3 separate regions of the Homo sapiens genome follow, and regions 2 and 3 are each linked to region 1. The links are chromatin loops, found by intact Hi-C in ENCODE. Cell type or tissue: A673. All regions are shown on one strand.

Region 1 (8,000 bases):
ATTTATATAATACACTGTCTGGACATTGAACAAGTAATCCTTTGTGATTATAATCTTTATGTGTGTTCTGAAATGGATTGCTTCTAAGTGAAATACAACTCTGCATACTTTTGGCTTTATTAGTAAGAAAAGATATTTCTGAAGAAACTGAGGATATCTGAACTAAATTAATTAAGGAAACAGTGCACTCTTGTGATAAAATTTGATCTTTAAAATGCATATTCCTTTGAATACCAATCTAGTTTTTTAAGAAAAATCCAAAGTTTTTGAGTTGAGATTTAATGGGTGGCAGGGAGGCAGGGGAACAAACATCCCAGGATATTCATTTTTTACTGCTATAATCACTCTGTATTTCAGCAATTGATTATTATTTTCAGTTTCTAAGCATTTCATATTTGAACTAGATGAGAAGTGATAAGTATGTAGAATTTGCTTTAAATACTTGTTAATTTTGGATTTCTTTAAACTGTTTAAAACATTTATGCTGACAAAAGCTTTTCATGTATTTACATTTTGTAAATTTATATGCAGTAGAAACCTTTGAGTTATTTTTTGGAGGTGAAGAAAAACAATTTAGAGCCTGTTTACTTTTATTTCATCTGTTTCTAAAAGGATTTGTGAATATTTTATCTTGAATTGCATAGAGATAATAATTAAAATTGGGACTTTATTCCAAAGCATCTTGTTTAGATTATCTATTGCTCCATAGGATACCAACACACAAAACTCAGTATCATGTCACTTATGGATTCTGGGCTTAGTTGGGTGCTTCTAAACGTGGGGGTCTCTCCTGTGGTTGCAGTCAGATGTCAGTGGGGACAGTAGTCTTCTGAAGGCATGACTGGGCTGGATGTCCAAGGGGCTCACTATGTCTTGCAGTTGAAGCTTTTAGCTCAACACTCAGCTGGGGCTGGCAGTTGGAGCACCTACAACACAAATTCTTCATCTAACCTATTCCTCACAGCATCTCAGGTAGCCTCAGATTGGTTGCACATCTTACATGGCACATGACTTCCAACAGGTAAGGAGTCGAAGCTGCCAGGCCATTTAAGGGCTACACCTGGAACTAACACAGGGTCATTCGCACTGCATTCTATTGGTCAAAGCAGTAAAATAACCTCTCCAGATATAAAAGAATGGAACAATTAACTCCAACTCTAGACATATGAGGTGGGAGATATTGTTGTGTCCATCTTGGAAACTCAATCCACTTCACATCTTCTATAATGTTTTATATTCAATAAATTTAACATCTGTTCTATGTGTAGATCACATGTAGGAGAACATGAAAATGCCCCTTCAATTATAATGAGCTACTAAAAACTAATGCTACTTTGAGAAGTGCTGTAACAGGCACAGGATCCTGCCTATTTCACCTCTAGTGATAGGCTCCCTGCAAAAGGATCAGAAAGAGTTGTGTCTAGGTAAGTAGAAGGGGTGGAAGGGAATTCTTATTGGGGATTTTGTGCCAAGCACTATGAGATGGATACTTTACCCACACTACTTTTTTTTGTTTTTTAAGAGATGGGATATCTCTGTGTTGCCTAGGCTAGGCTCAAGTGATCCTCCCGCCTCACCTTCCCAAGTAGCTGGGACTATAGGCACACATCACTGTGCCTGGCTTTCTTCTCCATAATTTAATGAGATTTTATAGGTGAAGAAATTAAGAATTAAAATTTTTAAGTAAATTTCTCAAAAATCCTGATACTGTAAGTGGCAAACCACTTACAAACTTAGGATTCAAACTTAGGCCATTTGACTCCAAAGTGTGTGCTTTTTCTACTTTACATGCAAGAGTATTGCTCTCAAGGCTCAGAAATGAAAGTGAATGTCAAATAGTACACTGAAAAAACATAAAACAGTTCATCAGGTCTTTATTCTCATATATATCCTTCTTATAAAGGAAATAAAAATAAATTCTATTTTACTTAAAAAGATTTTTACTTAAAATGTTTTTAAACACAGACACAGATTTGAGCATTTTTATCAGATAACGTTAAATATGCATAATCTGGTTTTGCACTTCTAGCCGAAATAGTGAGGACCATGTTCTGCTAGGAGAAAAAAGGCTTTCAAAAAGCTGTCTGGTTTTATAGGGGTATTCTACTGAAGTAATTCTCAAAGTGTGGTTCTTGGACTGTCAGTTGACCTGAGAAATTGTTAGAAATGCACATCTTCAGGCCCCACCCCAAACCTACTGAATCAGAAACTCTAGGAGTATTTTTGAAAGCATTCTGGATAATTCTAATTTACCTTCATTTTGAGACCCACTACTCTACCAAAAGTCTGTTTTTGAAATATCATATTCAAAATGCAAAGACATTTTAGAGGAGGAGAAACACTGTGGAAATGGGTGTTCATTGTGGCTAAAGAGTTATCTGTGTTGTGCACATGTACCCTAAAACTTAAAGTATAATAAAAAAAAAAAGAGTTATCTGGCTGGACATCACCATGGAGGCATAGACTCAAGCAACTCTAAGATTAAACGGTCCTTTGAAGCTGCCTGTTTCACAGGTTTGTAAATGTCTGATTGGCCAGTGTGTATCTCTGGGGCTCCACCAGAGGTCTCTAGGGTGGGGGGCATAGGAATTGTTAACATCATCATTCTCTGGACACACTTTCTTGTGAAAAGTGTCATCCAGAATAGAACCCAGTTATCAAGGTTTAGTCTGAAAATGATTAAAAGAGTGGAAATTATTGCTTTCCTGGTTCTGAACATTGTACTGATATTAATGTAGCTCTACAATCTAATCACCTAATTGGATAATACGGAGCACATGAAGATAAGATGCCTAGGGTTATAAAGGAGGACACATGCTTCTTACCCAGCTTTCTGGAGCAGAAATATTTTTCCAGAAACATGATATCAAAAGTACATAGTAGTAACTAAATAAATTGCAAAACATGGTCTCCAAACTTTTTATTTTACTTTGTCTATACTGTGGAGCCTAAGCTGACTGTAAGCTCTATATTTTGAAGTTGCTGACAAACAACAGCTCCTCCAATGTTATGCCTGTATGGCTGAGCTTTCAACCTGGTAAGATTTCATCTCTCCCTATGAAATTGTACCTCACTGAGTCACCTTGTCGACTTTACAGCCTGTCCAGATATTATTGTATGTGATTCTGTCATCAGATCCATCTGCTGACCCTCCCAGCTGTCAGCGTCCTCATTAAAGGATTTGTTATATTTTGAATAAAACCAGGCAGACCTTCAAAAACCTCTCTCCACATTTACGTTGTCTGTCCAGTAACCATGTCGGAAAGAGGAAACTAGGTTCTTTTAGAATGATTCATTCTGATATCATAGGAGAAAAAATAGGTTGTAAACTGATGGCAACAGGGGAGTTGACTAGGCCAAGTGCAGACAATATGGCGTGGTGGGATTGTGGGTAAACTATTACAATACATATGTAATACTGTCCAAGGACATTAACATCCAAAAATTTTAAAATACTGCCGACCCAAAATCATATTTATAGACTGTATTCAGCACAGAGTCAGGCAGTTTGATGGCTTTGGAGAGATAAAGGAGTCTGTTTGGCTTGTCTATACTCATTTAAACTGTTCGAATAATTTTTCTTTCAAAGAATTCCATAATATACACTTTTTCCAGGAATCCTCCTTTCAAAGGAGGAATGAAATCCATCATTCTGTATTCACAATACTTAACTAAATCTAGAGTACCATGCTTAATTGGTATAGTGTAAGAGTAAACACTTTAAAGATCATCAACCACAATGACATTTAAGATAATTGGCAACAGTTATTATTTGTTGATTACCTAACATGTACAAGGCTATATGTTAGGTAATAAAGATACTATAAAATTCAAAAGTCCCTGCCCTCTGAGAGCCTGTGATTTCCAATGAAGCAGGCAAAATACACAGAAAATAATAGTAAGAATTCTGGTTTTTATATTTTATATTTTATATTTTAGGTCAACAAGTCTTAATCCTGGTAGCACATTAGGACTACCTGGGAAGCTTTAAAAAAAAAAATACCAATGTTGTGGCCCTACCCCAAAACAATTAAATCAGAATTTTTGGAGTAGGGCCGGGATATGCAAATTAAATTACAGATCTGGAAATCAGATACTGTTAAAATGTAAATTTTGTATATTATGTTTTTCTCTCATATTCTGTACTTCATTTCCCAGCTTTTATTTGAGAGACTTTCCAAGTATTATGTTTAGCATATAGATTTTCACTTTACACAATCTAGATATTCTAGATTTATTTATTTAATTATAAAATATTAGATATAAACCATATATTTTGTTATATAAACAGCAAATCTGTTTTAATACATTTTAATTTTATTTTTTGCCACCTATAAATAAACAAAATAAATTTATCTCTTTTATCCTCCAACAAATATTTCAGTGTCTCTTAGCAAAGAAGTTTCTTCTTTTAAGAAAATTAATTATATCATCTCTACAGCAAGTACATTTAAACAGTTCATCGCTAGGCATTTTAGCTGTTCACTAGCGTGCTCTTATATAACTTGTAAAGGTTGTAAATATTTAAATCTCTTCTAAATTATATTCTGCAATGGAAACAACAGACCTTATTTGGAGGCTGACCATGGAAGTGTTAGCATCCTGGCATCTCTAGTCCCCTCGGACAGCAGCTTTGAAAATTCTGGCCAAAAATCATGCAAACAGTAGTGATACAGTTAACAAGAAAAAGCTTATTCAGTGATGATAGAAATAGTGATGTGGCACAATTGTCTGTTAAACTGAAAAAAACTGTTTTTAATATTCAGGTTGTACTATACTTTTTTACCACGAGAGGTCCCTATATCCTGTTTGGTGTATTCAGGCCATTTGATGTGCATATCAGACTGTTGCAACACTTTGGTATTATTTCTGTCACTCTACATTAACCAGTTTTTTTAACATAGGAGAGCTAAACTTTTATTCCTTAGAATCAGCTTATTAAAAGAATTTCCTTTAAATCTCATCTGGACCTAGAAAATATCAGCATCAAAGGATATAAGAGTGGTGGAAAAACCAGGAAAATAAGTTACATAAAGTGGCAGTGAAATAGAATTCCTTTGGAGGTTAAGTGAAAACACAGGCTTCTTTGTGAGTTAAGAACAAACAATACCACTCCTTTCCATCTTAGGTCTAAATTCCATTTTGTTCAATCAGTGTTAATTAGTATCATAATTAAACATGACTTTTTTCATAGGCTGCCTTAATCATACATGAATAATATTATTTTTATCACTTCAGTTTGGCTATATGGTACTAATCATACTCTTGCCTTGAATGTAAGGAAACATAAATGTTCCTGTGTCTGCTCCTGCACTAATTTAGGTATTCATATGTTGAATACTTGCTCCATGCCAAGCAGAAAGATATATTTCTTGCCTTTAGAAGTTTATAGTTTCTTTGGGGGATATAATTTAATAGACAATTATAATCCATTGTAGTATGTTTAACATAACTCTTCATTTGATTTAATACCTTGACTTATTTCAATAAAAAGATGTTTCTATTTGTATAATTATGTCTCCTATTCCTTTAATAATTGGAGGTTACAAGGGGGCAAAAATATTTTCTCCATGACAGTGATCTTTTGTAGTAAGAGCAACTCATAATCTACCATTGGGTATGTGTTTGTACAGGGCTTGTCTTTTTTAGTTTGTTCATTTCAGTCTGGCTTATGAACAAAACAAGGACATCTCTGTTATGACTTCAGAGAATAATTTTATCTGATTAAATTATTATATTGGTACTCTTTTGAATCAGACATTATTAATTGAGATACTAATGCAATTAACCTAGGTAAGAAATTTAAAATATTGTATTTAAATGCGTATGCCTTGTATTTTTATTCCTTTGGAAATGTTAACAGTAGCTTTTTAATGGTAATTTATATTTTGATCACTAGATGGCACTAAGCACATATAGCTAAGAAAAAATAATTTTTTCTCAAGTTTTCTGAAAGCAAGTCTATGTTTTCAGCATTACACACTATAAATTTTTTTCTTACGTAGCCCATAAAATTCTTCTTGCTACAAAAGCTTTGTTTTTCTAAGTGAAATAATCTCACATCTGACTCCCTTAGGTATAGTAAGTTACGAGAGAGACACAGCCTCTGAAATTAGCAGTCATCCACTCATCAAACTTCTCTATTCTTAGCCATTTAGATTTATTATTATCATCTGTTTCTTAAACTGACCTTTTCTTACTAGTACTTCCTCTTCCCTGGGAAACAGAGAATATATTTTAATTTTTTTAAAGGGCTATTATATAGCCTCTGGCATGTTAAAAATAGATCCTAGAGATTCACACACAGAAGTTCCTGTAGGGCAAAATATAAAAAGAGCAAAAACTTTGTTTTTGTTTTTGGTCTTCTAAATATTATTCTCATATTGCAAAATATTATTTCTTTTGTTAGTTTTGGTCTGGTTATGATATTCATGCAATATATTTTCTGAATCATGATGCTTTAAGTTGCAAATAATAAATAACCTTAATGTTTAAGCTATTACTAAATTGAGTTATTTTACACAACCAGAGGTTGTCCAGAAGTTGAATGGTACTTCCAGTGGTGGTTAGAGTTAGTCAGTGACTTAATCAGAAATCCAGTGGTGGCCAGGCACAGTGGCTCATGCCTGTAATCACAGCACTTTCAGAGGCCCGAGGTGGGAGGATCACTTGAGCCCAGGAGTTTAAGGCTGCAGTAAGTCATGATCGTGCCACACTGCACTCCAGTCTGGCCAACAGAGCGAGACCCTGTCTCAAAAACAGAAACAAAAGCAGAAACCCAGTGATGTCATCAGGGACCCAGGTTTGTTTCCTTTCATATGTCCACTCCGCCATCTCTGGTATATCAGACTCGTGCTTTGTGTTGATGATAACCGCTGCAGTTCTACATAGAATTTATAATCATGGGAAAGTCCAGTAGTAGAAGAGGGGATATTCCCCCCTTTATAGGTTTATTTTTATCAGTGGTATACATTACTTCAGGATCCTGCAGCAAAGTTCTCCTCAGGTCTCATTTGCCATGCCTGGGTCCCCAGCACTTCCTAAACAATTCAATGACAGGAGGAGGGAATAACTGTGATAGGTGTAGACTGATAGAGACCCTTGCCCTTCCTAGCATCACAGACCCCCTCAGAGGAAGATGAAACCCGAAACAATATCAGAGCACTCCCCAGCAAAGAGGGAGATGGATGTGGGGAGGCAGACCACAATATTTGCTACCGTTTTTTGTTTTTATTTGTTCGTTTTTGTTTCACTTAAAGACTCTTCTTCCTGGCCAGGCATGGTGGCTCATGCCTGTAATCCCAGCACTTTGGGAGGCAGAGTGGGCGGATTGTGAGGTCAAGAGATCAAGACCATTAGACCATTCTGGCAAACATGGTGAAACCCCGTCTCTACTAAAAATACAGAAGTTAGCTGGGCGTGGTGGCACACGCCTGTAGTCCCAGCTACTAGGGAGGCTAAGGCAGGAGAATCACTTGAACCCGGGAGGCGGAGGTTGCAGTTAGCCAGAGATCATGCCACTGCACTCCAGCTTGGTGACAGAGTGAGACTCTGTCTCAAAAAAAAAAAAAAAAAAAAAAACAACTCTTCTTCCTGATGTCCTGATATTCTTGAAATATAACTGCCAAGTATTTCAAGTGTTTCACACTGGAGAGAGTCACGGATGTATCCCATATCTAGCTATTGCAGACTCTATCATTCAGTACAAGCTGTTTAACCTTTTTTTTTTTTTTTTTTTTTTTGTCTATGCATGTGTCCTTTTCCTAACAATTAGAGAAAGTAAAATCTTGAATCCTTTTTATCTGCTTACTAGTTCTATCATGCTCTGAGAACAGTATGTGTTATGAATCTAGTAACATTTCAACTAAATCTGCAATTGCCTGCTAAGTACCCACAACTTTAAAGGCATTGGGTCAAGCACTATGGGTAAGTCTGGTCAGGACATCTGGAAACACTGCCACCATCTGCCCTGGAGCTCAGCCAGACCCCGTGGCCACTCT
Region 2 (8,000 bases), 750 kb after region 1:
TGATTTCCTACTTCCTACCAGGACCACGAAAGGATCCCCAACCCCAAATTATCTTACTTGTTGATGTCTGAAGATCTTAATTTAGTTTTAATATTCAAAATTCTCCGAGATAGAGATCAGTGTTCACTAAATACATCCTTCTTTTCTAAAAAATATGCTTTCCCTCCCATCATGGTTCAGCTTATTAAATTGGTAATTCATTCAACAAAAAATACATTGAAGGACTAGTTTAAGTAGTGTGGAGCAGCCATTCACACATATGAATTAGTATTACCACATTTATATCTTCATGGTCTTCATTTTTCTACCCTCTCTAAGGACAGATAAAGCTTTGTCAGTTTTGATCTTGCTCTTAAGACTGGCTTTTATGAATCACCCACTGGCTAATATCTTTCAGTGTTTTATATTGCTGCTTTTTTCAAACTTGTAATTTCAGACATGGTTTCAAGTTTCAGCAAGTTTTTTATTACATATATATGTATATATAAATACATTTGTACATAAAATATTTACATATGCACATACATAAAATATATTATACATATATGTAAGCATACATATACATATGTACTATAATGACATCTATTTTTTATAAATATCTTTGAAAGATAATAGAAAATTATTCTAAAACCTGTCCACTTCCTAGTCAAGATTGTCTGATTCAATTTTCTTTTCTTTTTTTTTTTTGAGACGGGGTCTCGCTCTGTCTCCCAGGCTGGAGTGTAGTGGCGCGATGTCGGCTCACTGCAAGCTCTGCCTCCTGGGTTCACGCCATTCTCCTGCCTCAGCCTCCCGAGTAGCTGGGACTACAGGCGCCTGTCACCACGCCCGGCTAATTTTTTGTATTTTTAGTAGAGACGGGGTTTCACCGTGTTAGCCAGGATGGTCTTCATTTCCTGACCTCGTGATTCTCCCACCTCGGCCTCCCAAAGTGCTGGGATTTACAGGCGTGAGCCACCACGCCCGGCCGTCTGATTCAATTTTCTTAAATGTTGATTACATTCGGTGTGAGGACACGCCCCGCTCAAGAACCCACACCCCAACAGTCACCATCACTGCATGTTTCTAATAGACACTTGGTTTTAGCAAAACAAAACCATCTGTCACGTTAAATTAAATGTTAATATGAATGGGTTGGTTTTTTAGTTCAGTTTATACAAAAATTGAAATTTCATTTTGTTTAATAAGGTTTGTATCTAGTTTTGTGGCCCTATGTATATAAGTAACATTATTTTAAGATCAAGTTCATACTGGGGGGGAGTTCTTGACAATATTTTTTATTCCTAATTTAAGTTTCAGAAACGCATCTCTATTGTTTTAATTATTTGCTTGCTACCCTTCACAAGACAGGTGGTTATATTCCAGTGATATAATTGAGGGGAAGGCGGGGGAAAAGTGGGGTTACTTAGAGAACTATAGTATCAAAACATCTCTGAATTTGAAGGAAAGAGAGATTATGTAGTTTCACAGGGTCTCTATTCTGAAAATTTCTATACTACAAGCATGCATATTTCTCTTTATTGCATTACACATTAATTGCATTCTATATAGAAATTAAGACGCATTATAATAATTTTTCTTTACAATGAAAAATCAATACCTGATTTTCTGTTGAAGTTCTTGTGTAAAGTAGAACTTTAAGAATAAAAAAAAAACCTGTTAAATCCAACTCCATCCCACATACATCTATATTAACAGATTTAAAACGACAACAACAAAGCCTGGAGAACTTGAATGGCTTATCATACAACTTGTTGGTAGCTTAATCAGAACCTACCTTTTCTATATCTTAGACTCAGACTGAGACAGGCCTGCTTATGACCTGTGCCTAGGGCACTTTACACTTCTCCTTCATCAACTCAGAGTCACTAAAATGACCAGTATTTGCCTTCCCCCACTGGACTCAGAGCTCTGTCAAGACAGGAACCTCTTATGCCGGATTCCTGATGTAGCCCAGTGTTGAGCACATATTTGGTGAGTAAGAGAGTGGGTACAGGGAAGGGCAAAGAAATGAAATGAATACAAGGAAGGAAGGAAGGAAGGAAGGAAGGAGGGAAGGAAGGGAGGGAGGGAAGGAAGGGAGGGAGGGAGGGAAGAAACAACGGAGAGATAGGGCAGGTCTGTAAACCTCGAATCTACTCTTTCTACTATAGCATGCTCCATGCAAAACCTTAAATCTACTGCTTTTTTTGGGATTTTCACTTGAGATTATAATGCTGTCATACCCAAAGGGCCATAAGAATTGAAGCTAGTTTAACATGATACCATAACTGAAGAAAACTTTATGAAGGTAAGACTATGCATATTTCACTAAAACTATATATCTAAGCCAAGCACAATGCCTAGCATGTAGCATGTGCTGAAAACATATTTATTGGATAAGTGTATACAGGCATTTTGAGAAGACGAGGGAAAAGTGTCACAGCCCACTCATACAAATCTGTGACGTCTTCAGCCAAGCAATTCATTTGTTTAGAAAATGAATCACAAGAAAATCAAACACATCCTCAGCAAATGGATTACAGGAAAACTATCTTTAATCCAATATTGCAAGATTAAAATTTACATTTATAAAGGATAATACAAATAGAGGGAAATAGAACGTGAATAAAATGAAATTAAATGCCTTAGTAAAACACTACAGAAAGAAACCTGTTTCCTCTAAAATAAAGATTGGACAGTTGGTAAACTCAAAAGGTACAATGATCTCTCCCAACTGAACCAAGTACAGAGAAACTGCCCTAAGAATGAATGACCACTCTTAACCACCTGTATTGCAGAAAATCATATGCAGATGTTGCAAACTAAGCAAGAGCAATGAAAAAAAAATCAGTGGGAAGAGCAAGCAATGGGTGAGTCTGGGGAAGCAGTCAGGGAATGTTGTGGTGGGTTAGTGGTAGGATGAAAGATCTCAGTTATGGTAGCATGGAGTGGCAAAGAGAGAGTCCAGGCTTTGCAGCTGAATAGATTTGGATGGAACATTTCCCATCTATGTGATTTTGGATAAATTATCTTCTTTGAGCTTTAGTTTTTTTATGCACAAATTGAGGACTATGATAATTGCATTAGAGTTATTATATAAATAGTTGCTGACTATTTACATAGTCATATGTATTGCATATGACTAATGCAGTAAGCACTCATCAACGGTATTTTATTATTATCATTATTATTTTACTATTACTATTTTTCTATTATTTTTATTATTATTTTACTATTATGATTATGATTGCCTCAGCATCAGGGATCTTTGAACATAAAGGGGAAAAATGGTAGCACTATTTCACTTTGATATTTCTAGCAAGCTCCTAGGTGATGCTGATGGGGCTAATCCATGGACCACACTTTGAAAAGCCAGGTTGAGCCCTTTTGGAATCTCTGGCCGTCCTCCATAACCACAGTTCAACAAGATCTCCAAGTGAGTCCTATGTAAACCAAAGTGTAAGAAGCACTAATGTAGGGTACAGATCTTCTGATGCAAGAATTCTTTCTACAAGAGAGACTGTGAGGACAAGTTTACTTTGTGCTAAACAATAACAATTATGTTAATGGAGGTACATCGTTTTGAGTTTTCTTCTCCTTGTGTCCTGCAGGAAGAAGGATCAGTTGAGGAGGCAGCTGATGTTACAGAAGAGCTGACCCTCACTCACTGTCACTGAGGCAGCTAAGCTTGACTCCCTTGCTTTTTATAGAATGAGGATTTGAAAACAGCTGGGCTGCTGTGTTCTTAGAGTGTTACTAGCTAGGCCAAAGTGGATCAGCTGTTACTAGGGTCCCTTTAAGCCTTTCTTGTTGTGGCTTGGTTCATTTTCAAAGGCAGCAAGTAGAAAAGGTGCCTAGTGCTTCTCCCTGTCCAATGCAGCTAATTGCCCCTCAGTTCTGAGCAAAAGGCATCCCTTGTGCTTTGATGCCTGAATGTATGGGAAGGTGCAACTGGTTTACTTGTCTGGGGCCTCTCTGGGAGAGATTTGTAGTCCCAAATTTATCATGGGGGTATGTAAAGGGACATGGGTTGGAAACAGCAGAGACTATTTTCCCGTCTGAATCTCTGTCCTTAATCGAAAGTAGAATGGTTTCTACCTCACTGTTGGTCAGGCTTTGAGGAAACAGAAATGGAGAAGTGGGAAAAGCTATGGGAGAATTAAATAAGGGGAGAAAATTCAAAGGAATTTTCTAGCTCCGAAGAGAAATTTAGACCACAAAAAGGAGAATCTTGGATTCATGCCCCCTGGCTGCATATTATCAGAATAATCTTTGTATTACAGTGGGGTAAGAACGAAACAGGTCTGCTATAGATACTCACTTATCAATCAGGAGTCAGAGTCTATAAAATAGAGGTGAAGTAAGAAACAGGTTAATAAGAGAACAGTATATCTACAATCTGTCTGGTTCAAATAGCCTCATCCTCTTTTGAGAAGCCAAATCTACGCTCACTACTCCCCCTGCTGGATCTACAAGAGTAGATTCCCAGATTCATAAACTGCAAATCATTCATTTAACCTGCTCTCTATGAATTAAGCACTTGCACTGAAGTACGCAATGCCATTTTGATGGAATGGGGAGAACAAGGCCAACTCTTATATTTCTGACTGTTTATATTGCTAGATAAAAAAGAAAATCCAGCATAACTTATTTTCCATAGGAAAGAAAAATAAAAGCAAAAGGTCCCAGCTGTAGACACCTTGATAGCATTGATATGTAAGTATTCCTAGAAATAATGAATAAGTATTCTGCATGTACTACAGCAGCAAGACTTGCGCAACTTCTCCTCCCCTTTCTCTTTCTGTAAATCTCACAGCAAGGACAGTGAGTGCTTCCTTCTTTCTCATTGCAAATGGAAATGCTCTCGGCATGCTGGCTTCAATGGCAAGTATTGCATTATTTTAAAAACTTTCAGAGAAAAACAGTAAGAATGATTGAACAGCTCACCACGGGCAGGTAAAATCTATTAAAAGCATTTTTATTCTTTATTTCTAAAATAGTTTGTCATAAACATCCCTCCTTAATTCCTCTTTCCATCTTAATCAGGAAGCTTTTATCATGGGATCATTTTAAAAATTTTATTGTGGATAATTTCAAACCTATACAAAAGTGAAAAAGATAGTACCACCCTCCACACACTCATCCACCCAGCTTCAACAGTTATTGACACAGGTCCAATCCTCAGTGTCTAACTTTCTCCTGTAGCATTATTTTCAAGTATATATCACACATATTATTTCATTAATAAATGTTCTAGTATGTATTCTAAAACATACTAGACTATTATTCATTAATTATATACAGATTAATATATATTTATATATACTGTTATTATATATTTATATATTTATATTAATATATAATATATATTTTATATTAATATATTATATTAATTAATATATAATATCTATTATATATAGTTCACTATATAGAATGAACATAACTATAATATTATTACTAGACTTAAAATTAACATTTCTTAATATAGAATATCCAGTAAGTGTTCAAATTCTAATGCCCTATGAATCATTGATTTTTCATAATTTGTTTGAATTAATTTCAAAGTAAGGTTCACAAATTGTGCCTCATTGATATGTATTTTAAGACATTTTAATCTACACATTTCTTCTCCAACTCTCTTTTCTTTGCAATTATTTTTGAGGAAGCCAGATTGTTTGTCCCATAGAATTTCCTTCTTCTGGATTTTACTGATTGCACCTCTGTATATTTTAATAAGTTTTTTTTTGTCCTCTGTATATTGGTATTTGAGCCTAGAGGCTTGCCAAATAGGTTGAATTTTTTAAGCAAGATTACTTTATAGGTAGTGGTGTGTTCGTCTATCAAGAGGTATCAAGAGTCTGATGATTACTCCTTTGTCCTGTTAGCAGCTGTTGATGCTCAATGCCTAAACAATTAATTCATTCATTGTGGGTTGGAAGATAATGATAGTAATGATATGCTAATTCAATAATTTCTTATGTACTTAATAACTGGACTATTCTACAGAAAAATACTTATGTTTGGTTACCCAGTGATATAGTTTGTGTAGGAAAGACAAGTTACTAATTTTTACCTTCTATTTACTAATTATCAAAATAATGAGGTGGTTCCCTAAAACCCTCCAAAAGTGACTAATTAATTTTGTTTCTAATCATGTGTCTTTAAATGACCTTTAAGGTCAGTTTTGGAATAGTTGGGTTTTGACACAATTCACAGGTTTCTACCAATTAATTATAAATTTGCTTTTCCATTATTCTTATTCCATTTTTTTCCCTTTTTTACAGTGATATGTATTTTCAACCTTTCATTTGGATAGGTATCTTTTTTCCTTCAGTGGGAAGTTACCTGTTCCTTCTCCCAAAGCCTTAAATATTTATTTCTATTTTTTCTCTCTCTCACCCAGTCTCAAACATAAACCTACTCATTCATGCATTCATTCATTTATTTGTTCATCCATTAAACAATGCCTGTGAGTGCTAACTATGTGCCAGGCATTGTCCTGAAACAGACAAAAATTCCTTTATTATTAAAATTATATTGCAATGGGGAGGACAGGAAACATACACAAGATAAAAAAGACCTCCCACTCCTGTTTTTAATGCCATCCTCCCATTTTTGTTCCCCTTTCTTCCCAACAGCATTGTCATCAGTTTTAAAGCCTTCTGAATTATAATAATGAATGAAGCTATTTTTTTTTGTTTGGAAGTTGGCAAGAAGTTGAGATGCAGGGGAATTGGAAGGAAAAGTTTTTTGTTTTTTTTTCTGCAGTTGTGAATGTATAATACTGTGTTTCTTTATGTCGGTATGTTTATACCTAGTTGTGCCTATGTAATAACTTGGCCAATGGCTAATCAGGGAGTTTGGGGGGTCAGAAGCCAGGTCCCTGAAAATGGTATTGCAGAACAGAAAGAGACCGGTGATCACTGGTGTGCTAGATACTCTGGGGACTGGGATACAATTTTTTTGGTATTGTTAATACTTTGTTTCTCTGCCTAAACTAGCATTTCTTAAAATGATGCATATTTGAATTTCCAGGAAAGCATAAGAACTACTAATGCCCAGGACGTAGATGAATACATCAGAGTTTCTGGGGGATGGGAATGGAGACTGTTCTAAAAGGTCCCCAGGTGATTCTAATGTGTAACCAGAAATGAAAATGTGAGGCTAAACTTTCTGTTAAGTAATGACCAAATAAAGCAAGTTCTTCAATACTGTCATTAGAGGGCAGCACTGCCCCAAAAATTCAAAAATCTGACCTGTCATCCATGTCTCATTGCACTAGTTTGATAGACATTTTTTTGCATTTTAAATTAAATATCCTACTTTTATAAAACTGTACTTGGGTTCCAGAATTATCTAAGCTTTAATTGTACTTTATAATTCTATTAATTTTAAAGTAATAAAAATTTAAACTTTTAAAGTAGTTCTGATTATAACAGCAATTTCAACAAATTCAGGTCATTTCAAACTACATTAAAATTTATTTCAGTATTTATTTTAACTGATACATATCATTGCACATATTTATGGAGTACAGTATGATGTTTTGATACATGTATATATTGTGTAATGGTCAAATCAGGGTTTTCAGCATACTCATATATTTATCATTTTTGTGTGGTTAGAATATTTGAATTCATCTCTTATAGCTATTTTGAAATACAAAATATTTAACTACATTATTTTAAGCCAACATTATTTGAAACTACAGACGAACAACTCCAAAAACATTACCATAATAAATAACATTTCATTTTTGATGAAAATTGGGAGAAATATTTCAAGATTTGGCAAATAGTATTAATTTTTTAAAAAATAACATGAGTTGTCAGCATGATTGATTTCCAATCCTAGAGGTTCAAAGTGTACAAAGTTGGACAAGATCAGGAAATAATAGAAAGGAATGTATTTCATAAGCCTGTGTCAGTGTCTGAGAATAATTTGAAGATGTTTGCTGTACTGATTAGATTCGGCAGATGGGAGAATTCTTGAGTCAATAACCCAGCCTGATTTTATAC
Region 3 (8,000 bases), 630 kb after region 1:
CATTTTCCAACTTTTGAACTTTGTTACTATCTTTTAGTGTATTTTTACATTTAACTTTCATAGTTAGTTTATAACCATTATACTTTGCTTTAGTAAACAAAAGATGATGAAAGCATTTTCTCGTGATCATAAAGTAAGCAAAAAAAACCCCTAACTCCACTTTAAAAATCCTCCAGGAGATATAAGAAAAACAAAACATTAATGAGTTACAGAGTCAAAGAATGACAGAATGCTAGCAAAAGTCTTCTGATGACTTCCTAGTTTGGGTACCAGGAAAATCAAATAAAGCGTTTTATGTGAGCTACAAGAGGAAGAGACAAAGAATTAAAATCTCTAGGTTAGTTTTTCCAAACTGTTCCTTAAGATGTTAATAGTTGTCCTTTGATAAAAGAATTTTTATGTATGAATAAAATGTGAAACACTGGGTTGAATTAAGAACAGTGGTCAGATTATTTATTTATTTATTTTCTCTAGCGCTCTCACATCTCAGCCTTTATTTAGCCTAGAGAGACATAGCCTGCAGCATTTCCTAAACCTGGAAAATGGATGTGCTGCCACTGATTTTCCACTAGTTACTTTTGGTCTTCCCACATGCTTCCTCTCACAGAGCCATAATCATGATGGGTAAACCTTTTATAGTCCTAATTTCCAAAGTAGCTTCAAGTCCAGTCATTTATTACAGGGCACTAAGGGAGCATTTTAAAAAAACTGGTGTTTTATTGTTGATTTATATTTTAATAGCTAGAAAATATGATCTGATCTCATTATATACTGATAACAAGTATAAATCAGTACTGTATAATACTGATTTTTTTAAGCTGTTATTAAGACTTTCTTTGTGACATGGTCAATTTTTATAAACAGCCTATGTATGCTTAAAAAGGATGCAAATTCTCTATTTGTCAGTCTTAAAAATACATATCATGACGCTCCTAAATATTATTTATTCTTACTGTTTTTGCTCTTTTGCTTGAGCTATCAATCTCCCATGGTTAGATATATCCTACAAAGTATTCCTATCTAGAATAAACATTAAAAAAACTCTTATAAATCCATAAGGAAAAAGCATTCAACCCAGTAGGAAAATAGACAAAAGACTTTAAAGAAACTTCACATAAAAGGATATTCAAAGAACCAATAGACGTATGAAAAGAGGTGCAACTTCATTTACTGAAATAAAAGTTAAAACAACAAATACCAGTGCTTGATTCAGAATGGTTAAAATGAAAACGTACTGGGGCCAGGCATGGTGGCTCACACCTGTAATCCCAGCACTTTGGGAGGTTGAGGCGGGTGGATCACCTGAGGTCAGGAGTTCAAGACAAGCCTGGCCAACATGGTGAAACCCTGTCTCTACTAAAAACACAAAAATTAGCCAGATGTGGTGGCGGGCTCCTGTAATCCCAGTTACTCAGGAGGCTGAGGTGGGAGAATTGCTTGAACCCAGGAGGTGGAGGTTGCAGTGAACCAAGATCGTGCCACTGCGCTCCAGCCGGGGCAACAGAGGGAGACTCTGTCTCAAAAAAATAAAAAATAATAAAATAAAATAAGGAAGAAAAAGAAAAGAAAGAAAGAAAGAAAAACTGTTGGTAAGGATTCAAAGCAGCCAGATTTATCATTCACTCCTGGGGGAAATATAAATTACTACAACATTACAAAGCTGTTTGCCAGTATGTACTAACGTTAAACACATGCATACACCTATTACCCAGAAATTTCACTCCTAGGAAAGCCTCCCAACAGAAATATACATGTAACTTCACCAAAAGGCACTTATAATAATCTTTATAGTAGCTCAATTTGTGAGATGCAAAACTAGAAACAACTGCAATGTCCATCAACAGTAGAATGTAAACACAAATTTTGGTATATTCACCCATACTAACTATATCTAGATGCAACAATTGGATACAGCTCCCAAACATAATGCTGAAAAAAAGAAGCTAAACACAAAAGAATGCTTAGTATATTATTCCACTTATATAGAGTTAAAAAGCAATCAAAATCATCCTATAGTGTTAGAATTTGAGATAATGTTTACCCTTGAGTTCAAGTAACTGGAAACGGAACAAGGGGATTCTGGAATGCTGATGATCTGTTTCTCAGTCTGGGTGCCAGGTACAGAATTTGATAAATGAAAATTAATTGAACTGTGCACTTACAGTTTCTTTACATTTATGCAGGTATATCATATGTATAAAAACTATGTTAAAATAAAGCTATCCACTAATGGGGATTTGTTAATGTCATTTTGAAATTTGGCCAGTTTTGCTGTATATATTTCAAGCTACATTACTAGGTGTACATATACATGTTTATGATAGTTACATTCTCTTCGTGGGTTTTTCATTTTATCCCTAGTATCATGTTTTGTCTTAAATCCTATTTTGTCTGATACTAAAATTATACTGCCAGCTTTCTTCTGGCTAGCACTTACCTGGTATATATTACTCCATAATTTTTTGACTTTTGTGTTCCATTTTGTTTTAGGATTGTCTTGTAAGCACATACAGTTAAGAGTTTTTTAAAAAAAATCTACCTGATTTCAAAATTCTCTGATTTTAATAGGTAAATTAATCCATTTACCTGTAGTGTGATTCCTACTACATTTGAAGTTACTTCCATCTCTTCTTTTCCTTTGCTTGCCACCCTCCTTTACTGCCTCATACTGAAATGATAAAGTTTTCTTTATTTTTTCACTTTTACTCGTTGGTGTGAAAGCTATCAATTGCATATTGAAGATAAGTTTATCATTAGTCTTTCTGGTTTCTTTGTAGCTAAACAGTGTTTCTCTCAGGTTACACTTCATATTTTCCATTCATCTTATTTTCCATTTTTACTATGTTATGCTGAACTGGGGATGTATTTAACTATTTTTATTGTGGTGTGATATATGTACAGGTAACAGCACAACATCTTGATTAATTTTTACAAATTAAGCATATGTATACCTACACTGACATCAAGATACAGAATATTGCCATCACTCTAGAAGACTCCCTAAGCCTACTGCCAGTCATTACCTTCCAGTAAGGATAGCTACTCTTCTGACTTTTATCACATAGAGTTTTATCTGGATTTAAATTACATATAAATAGACTCATACAGCATTTGGTTTCTTTTGCTTAGCAATATGCTTATGAGGTTTATCCATTTTGTCATATAAACTGTAATTAATTTTTTTCAGTGCTGTATAGAATTCCATTGTAAAAATATATCACATTAATTTATCCATTCTACTATTGGCTGATATTTGGATTGTTCCTAGATTGGGATACTAAAAAAATCATCCTATGAATATTCTTGTAATATATTTTGGTAAATATACGTGTATTTTTACAACATATTTTCAAGGGATAAAATTTAATTGATGGGTCAAAAGGTAAATGTATGTTTAGCTTCAGTAGAAAGTGCTAATTGGTTTTCAACATAGTTGTATAAATTTTCAGTCTCTGTAGTAATGTATGAGAGTCCCAATTGTTTCTTTTCCTTTTTATACTTGGTATCATCATCTTTTTCATTTTAGCCATTTTAGTGGATGTCTCATAAGCTTAATGTGCATTTTACTGGTGAACAAAGTATTGAACAACTTTCTAAATGCTGATTAGCCATTTGGAAATATTTTTCATGAAGTGCCTTTTCTAAGTGTTTTTACCTTAAAAACAGAGTTTGTCTCTTTTTCTCATCAACTTAAAGGAGACTTTTATAATTTTGGATGCAAGTTCTTCATTAGACACATGTATTAAAAATATTTTCTAGCACTCTGTATCTTGTTTTTTCAGATTCCTTTCCATTGTTATTCCCTAAAGCATCAGGGAAAAACAGTGTACCTTTAGGTGAGAATGACTTGTCCAAGAACATAACTTCACAGATAAGTTAGGAAAACATAGTTCTTTTGTTGCTAAACTGGCAACTTCCATAAATGCTAGCAAAACTTCACAATGAGACTGAAGCTGCATTTCAAGAGGGGTGAGCAAATGCTATAGTTTTGGCACTGAGGGAGATATTTGCTAGTTTCACTTGATCCCTAGGCTCCTGAGTTAGAATTGACTCCTAGGACAAAATGTACGCTGGCCATCAATTGGATACCTTAAATTGAGGTATGTTTAGCTTTAGTAGAAAGTGCTAAACCAGCAATGCACGTTTTTAAGTTAGTTCTTCCTTTAAAACTTAGAAAATGAATTTTGATATTAGGCAGATGAGCATCAAAACATGAGTTAGCCAAGGCTAGGCTCAAATTCTGTCTTTATCACTTACTAGTCAAATGAACGCAGTCAAGTAACTTAATTTGTCAGTTCCCTTATCTGTAAAATATAGTTGATAATGCTGACCTCCTAGAGCTGCTATGAAGATTAAATGAGGCCTAGTATGGAAAACACCTGTTTTAGCACCAGATATCCGTCAGTAGCTGCTTAATAACTTTATTAATAGTAGGAGAATAAGTAGAATCAGCCTCTCCCTCATACTTGAAGTGTGCGGGTGAGGCACTTATCCATCATTTGTAATCTGTAGTTCACTTTGAAAGCATTGAGTCCAAAGTTTAGATGAGATTTAAAGCCCCCTAAGCAGCTCAGAAGCAAAACGCTGAAGTGTTGACCCTGTGTGGTGAGAGGACCTCCCTCCAAAAGTTCTAGATTTCACATTCTAGGCTGAATCCAATCATTTTTACAGTTATTTTGAAACATTTAAAAAGTTATTTATTATATTTGAAAAAATTTTCTATTAAAAAAGAGATTATATAATAGGACAGATGTTTGCTCACATGCCCACATTTTTTTCCTTGTTGTTAGGAACAAGGCTTGTGAAAATCTAGAAAAATATTATTCAACATCCCCACCTACTGGTAACTTGAAATAATATATTCCATTTTCTAGCACTCTGTGCTTCTACATAGCCACTTGGTGAACCCCTTCACCTCCCTTCAGTATTTGCTCAAACATCACCTTCTCAACGAGGCCTACACTGATGACCTTCATTAACACTATTATCCTGGCCTCCTGGTATTCCCACCCCCAAGCACTCTTGATCCCACTTATCCTGTATAATTTTGACTTTATTCCATATTCATGTCCTTTTAACCTGTTGTATAATTTATTCATTCATAATATTATCTAATTGTCTTGGCTAAAATATCAGCTCCCCAAAGGCCAGATTTTTTTCTGTTTTGTTCAATGAATCCCAAGTGCCTGACACATACTAAGTGCTCAGCAATATTTGTTGAATATTTGAATAACTGCATTTACCTTGAACTAATAAGGTTGCATTATCACTCCTGAGCAGATATGGGGCCTCGAGAAGTAAGTTTACTTCAGTTTTAGAGAAAAATATGTTCAACCTTAGCTCACCTGAATTCTATAAATGTGAAATTTCTTCTTTGCTGTATTCATTTGGACCAGACATTCTAATCAAGTCATTGAATCCTGAGAACAAAAGAATTTTCTAAACAAAATACAGTCACCATCATTGTCATTATTGTCATTGTCATCAACATCATCATCTTTGTGACTGCTTGTAAACCCAAATTGAAAGGCAAGAATAAATTTCACCAGTCCAATTTTTGGAGTGAGACAATAGACAAAGCATTGTTTCAGCTTATTTTCATTCATTAATTTTGTAACAGTTCTCCTTTTTGAGCCTGATATAGTTTAAATATTTGTCCCCACCCAAATCTCATGCTTAATTGTAATCCCCAATGCTGGATGTGGGGTCTGGTGGGAGATGTTTGGATCATTGGGATGGATCTCTCATGTCTTGGTGCTGTCTTTGTGATAGTGAGTTCTTGCAAGACCTGGTCATTTAAAAGAGTGTGGCACCTCCCCCTGCTCCACTCTCTCTTCTTGCTTCTGCTTTTGCCATGTGACATTCCTGCTCCCCCTTTGTCTTCCACCATGATTATAAGCTTCCTGAGTCCTCTTTAGAAGCTGAGCAGATGCCAGCACCATGCTTCCTGTGAAGCCTGCAGAACCTTGAGCCAATTAAACCTAATTTCTTTATAAATTACCCTGTCTCTGGTATGTCTTTATAGCAGTGCAAGAACAGCCTGACACAGAGCCCAATTAAGTTTCCTTCTTTTTCTAGTCTGCTGAGTGCTTTTACATGAGTGGTTGGTGAATTATGTCAAATGCCTTTTCTATGTTTATTGAGGTGCTGATTTTTCTTTATTGTATTAATGTAATACATTATATTGATTAATTTTAGAAAATTATGGTATTCTTGCTTTCCTGGAATAACCCCCTTTGCATAATGTATTATCTTTTTAATATATTGTTGAATCTATTTTGTTGAGATATTTTGCATCTATGCTTATAAGTGATATTCTGTAATTTGCTTTTCTTGTAATGTCTTTGTCAGTTTTTGACAGGTGGGTTATGCTGATGTCATAAAATGAGTTGGAAAGTGATATGGTTTGGTTCTGTGTCCCCACCCAAATCTTGTGTCAAATTGTAATCCCCACGTGTCATGGGAGAGACCTGGTAGGAGGTGATTGGATCTTACAAGAACGAGAGTTCTTACAAGATCTGATGGTTTAAAAGTGTGTGGTAGTTCCCTCCTTGCTCTCTCTCTCCTTCTATGCCATGGCAAGATGTGCCTTGCTTCCCCTTTGCCATGATTGTAAGTTTCCTGAGGCTTAGAAATTTCTCCCAGTCATGCGTCCTGTTAAACCTGCAGAACTGTGAGTCAATTAAACCTCTTTTCTTCATGAATTACCTAGACTCAGGTAGTTCTTTATAGCAGTGTGATAATGAACTAATACATAAAATTGGTACTGGGAGTGGGGCACTGCTACAAAGGCAACTGAAAATGTGGAACAGCTTTGGAGCTGGGTAATGGTACAGGTTGGAATAGTTTGGAAGGCTCAAAAGAAGACAGGAAAGTATGGGAAAATTCAGAAATTTCTAGAGACTTGTTGAATGGCTTTGACCAAAATGCTGATAGTGATATGGACAATGAAGTCCAGGCTTAGGTGGCCTCAGATGGAGATGAGGAACTTATTGGGAACTGGAATAAAGGTCACTCTTGCTATGCTTTAGCAAAGAGACTGGTGGCATTTTGCCCCTATACTAGATCTGTGGAACTTTGAACTTGAGAGGGATGATTTAGGGTATCCGGCTGTGATGGTTAATATTAAGTGTCAACTTGATGGGTTTGAAGGATGCAAAGTATTATTTCTGAGTGTGTCTGTGAGGGTGTTGCCAGAGGAAATTAACATTTGAGTCAGTGGACTGGGAGAGGAAGACTCCACTCTCAGTGTGGGTGGGCACTATCCAACTGGCTGCCTGCTTGGCTAGAAAAAGCAGGTGGAAGAAGGTGGAATAAGCTGGCTTACTGAGTCTTCCAGTTTTCATCTTTCTCTTATGCTGGATGTCTCCTGCCTTTGAACATCAGATTCCAGGTTCTTTGGCCTTTGGAGTCTTGGGCTGACACCAGTGGTTTGCCAGGGGCTCTCAGTCTGTGGCTGAAGGCTGCACTGTTGGCTTCCCTCCTTTTGAGGCTTTGGGACTCGGACTGAGCCACTACTGGCTTCCTTGCTCCTCAGCTTGCAGACAGCCTATTGTGGGACTTCACCATGTGATCATGTGAGTCAATTCTCCTTAATAAACTCTAGTTCGTATATACATATATCCTATTAGTTCTCTCCGTCTGGAGAACCCTGACTAATATACTGATGGAAGAAAACACTAAACAGCAAAGCATTCAAGCGTGACCTGGCTATTTTTAACAGCATACAGTTATATGGGTTCACAAAATGATGGACTGAAATTGGAACTTATGTTTTAAAGGAAAGCATAAAAGTTTGGAAAATTTGCAGCCTGACCATGTAGTAGAATATGAAAACCCATTTTCTGGAAAGAAATTAAAGCTGCTGGCTGCAGAAATTTGCATAAGTAAAGAAGAGCCAAAAGTTAATCACCAAGACAAGGGGGAAAATGTCTTCAGAACACTTCAGAGATCTTCATGGTACCCCCTCCCCTCACAGGCCTGGAGGCCTTAGGAGGAAA

What was found. Hi-C counts contacts between places; a loop is a spot of excess contacts. Peaks named below come from ENCODE experiments on the same cell type or tissue, not always from the same donor. Only the 100,000 strongest peaks of a DNase experiment are listed, where the experiment ranks them.
Region 2: it touches region 1 in a loop (6-fold over the local background); 3 of 110 quality-filtered maps call a loop at or near these places.
Region 3: it touches region 1 in a loop (2.7-fold over the local background); 8 of 110 quality-filtered maps call a loop at or near these places.

Annotation. Positions count from the first base shown.
Region 1 is chr6:116,212,404-116,220,403 of GRCh38, forward strand. The region is part of intron 6 of NT5DC1 (5'-nucleotidase domain containing 1); the gene reads left to right. It also overlaps a transcript of COL10A1 not described here. Among named protein-coding and RNA genes, the nearest start is that of TSPYL4, 38 kb to the right of the region's middle. In A673, CTCF peaks have their summits at 4,785 (motif pointing right) and 5,898 (motif pointing right); a DNase peak (open chromatin) is centred at 4,808; H3K27ac peaks cover 565 bases.
Region 2 is chr6:116,964,951-116,972,950 of GRCh38, forward strand. No RefSeq gene overlaps it. Among named protein-coding and RNA genes, the nearest start is that of RFX6, 92 kb to the left of the region's middle. In A673, CTCF peaks have their summits at 4,442 (motif pointing left), 4,644 and 7,204 (motif pointing right); DNase peaks (open chromatin) are centred at 4,441 and 7,211; H3K27me3 peaks cover 2,426 bases.
Region 3 is chr6:116,842,593-116,850,592 of GRCh38, forward strand. No RefSeq gene overlaps it. Among named protein-coding and RNA genes, the nearest start is that of GPRC6A, 18 kb to the left of the region's middle. In A673, a CTCF peak has its summit at 4,865 (motif pointing left); a DNase peak (open chromatin) is centred at 4,829.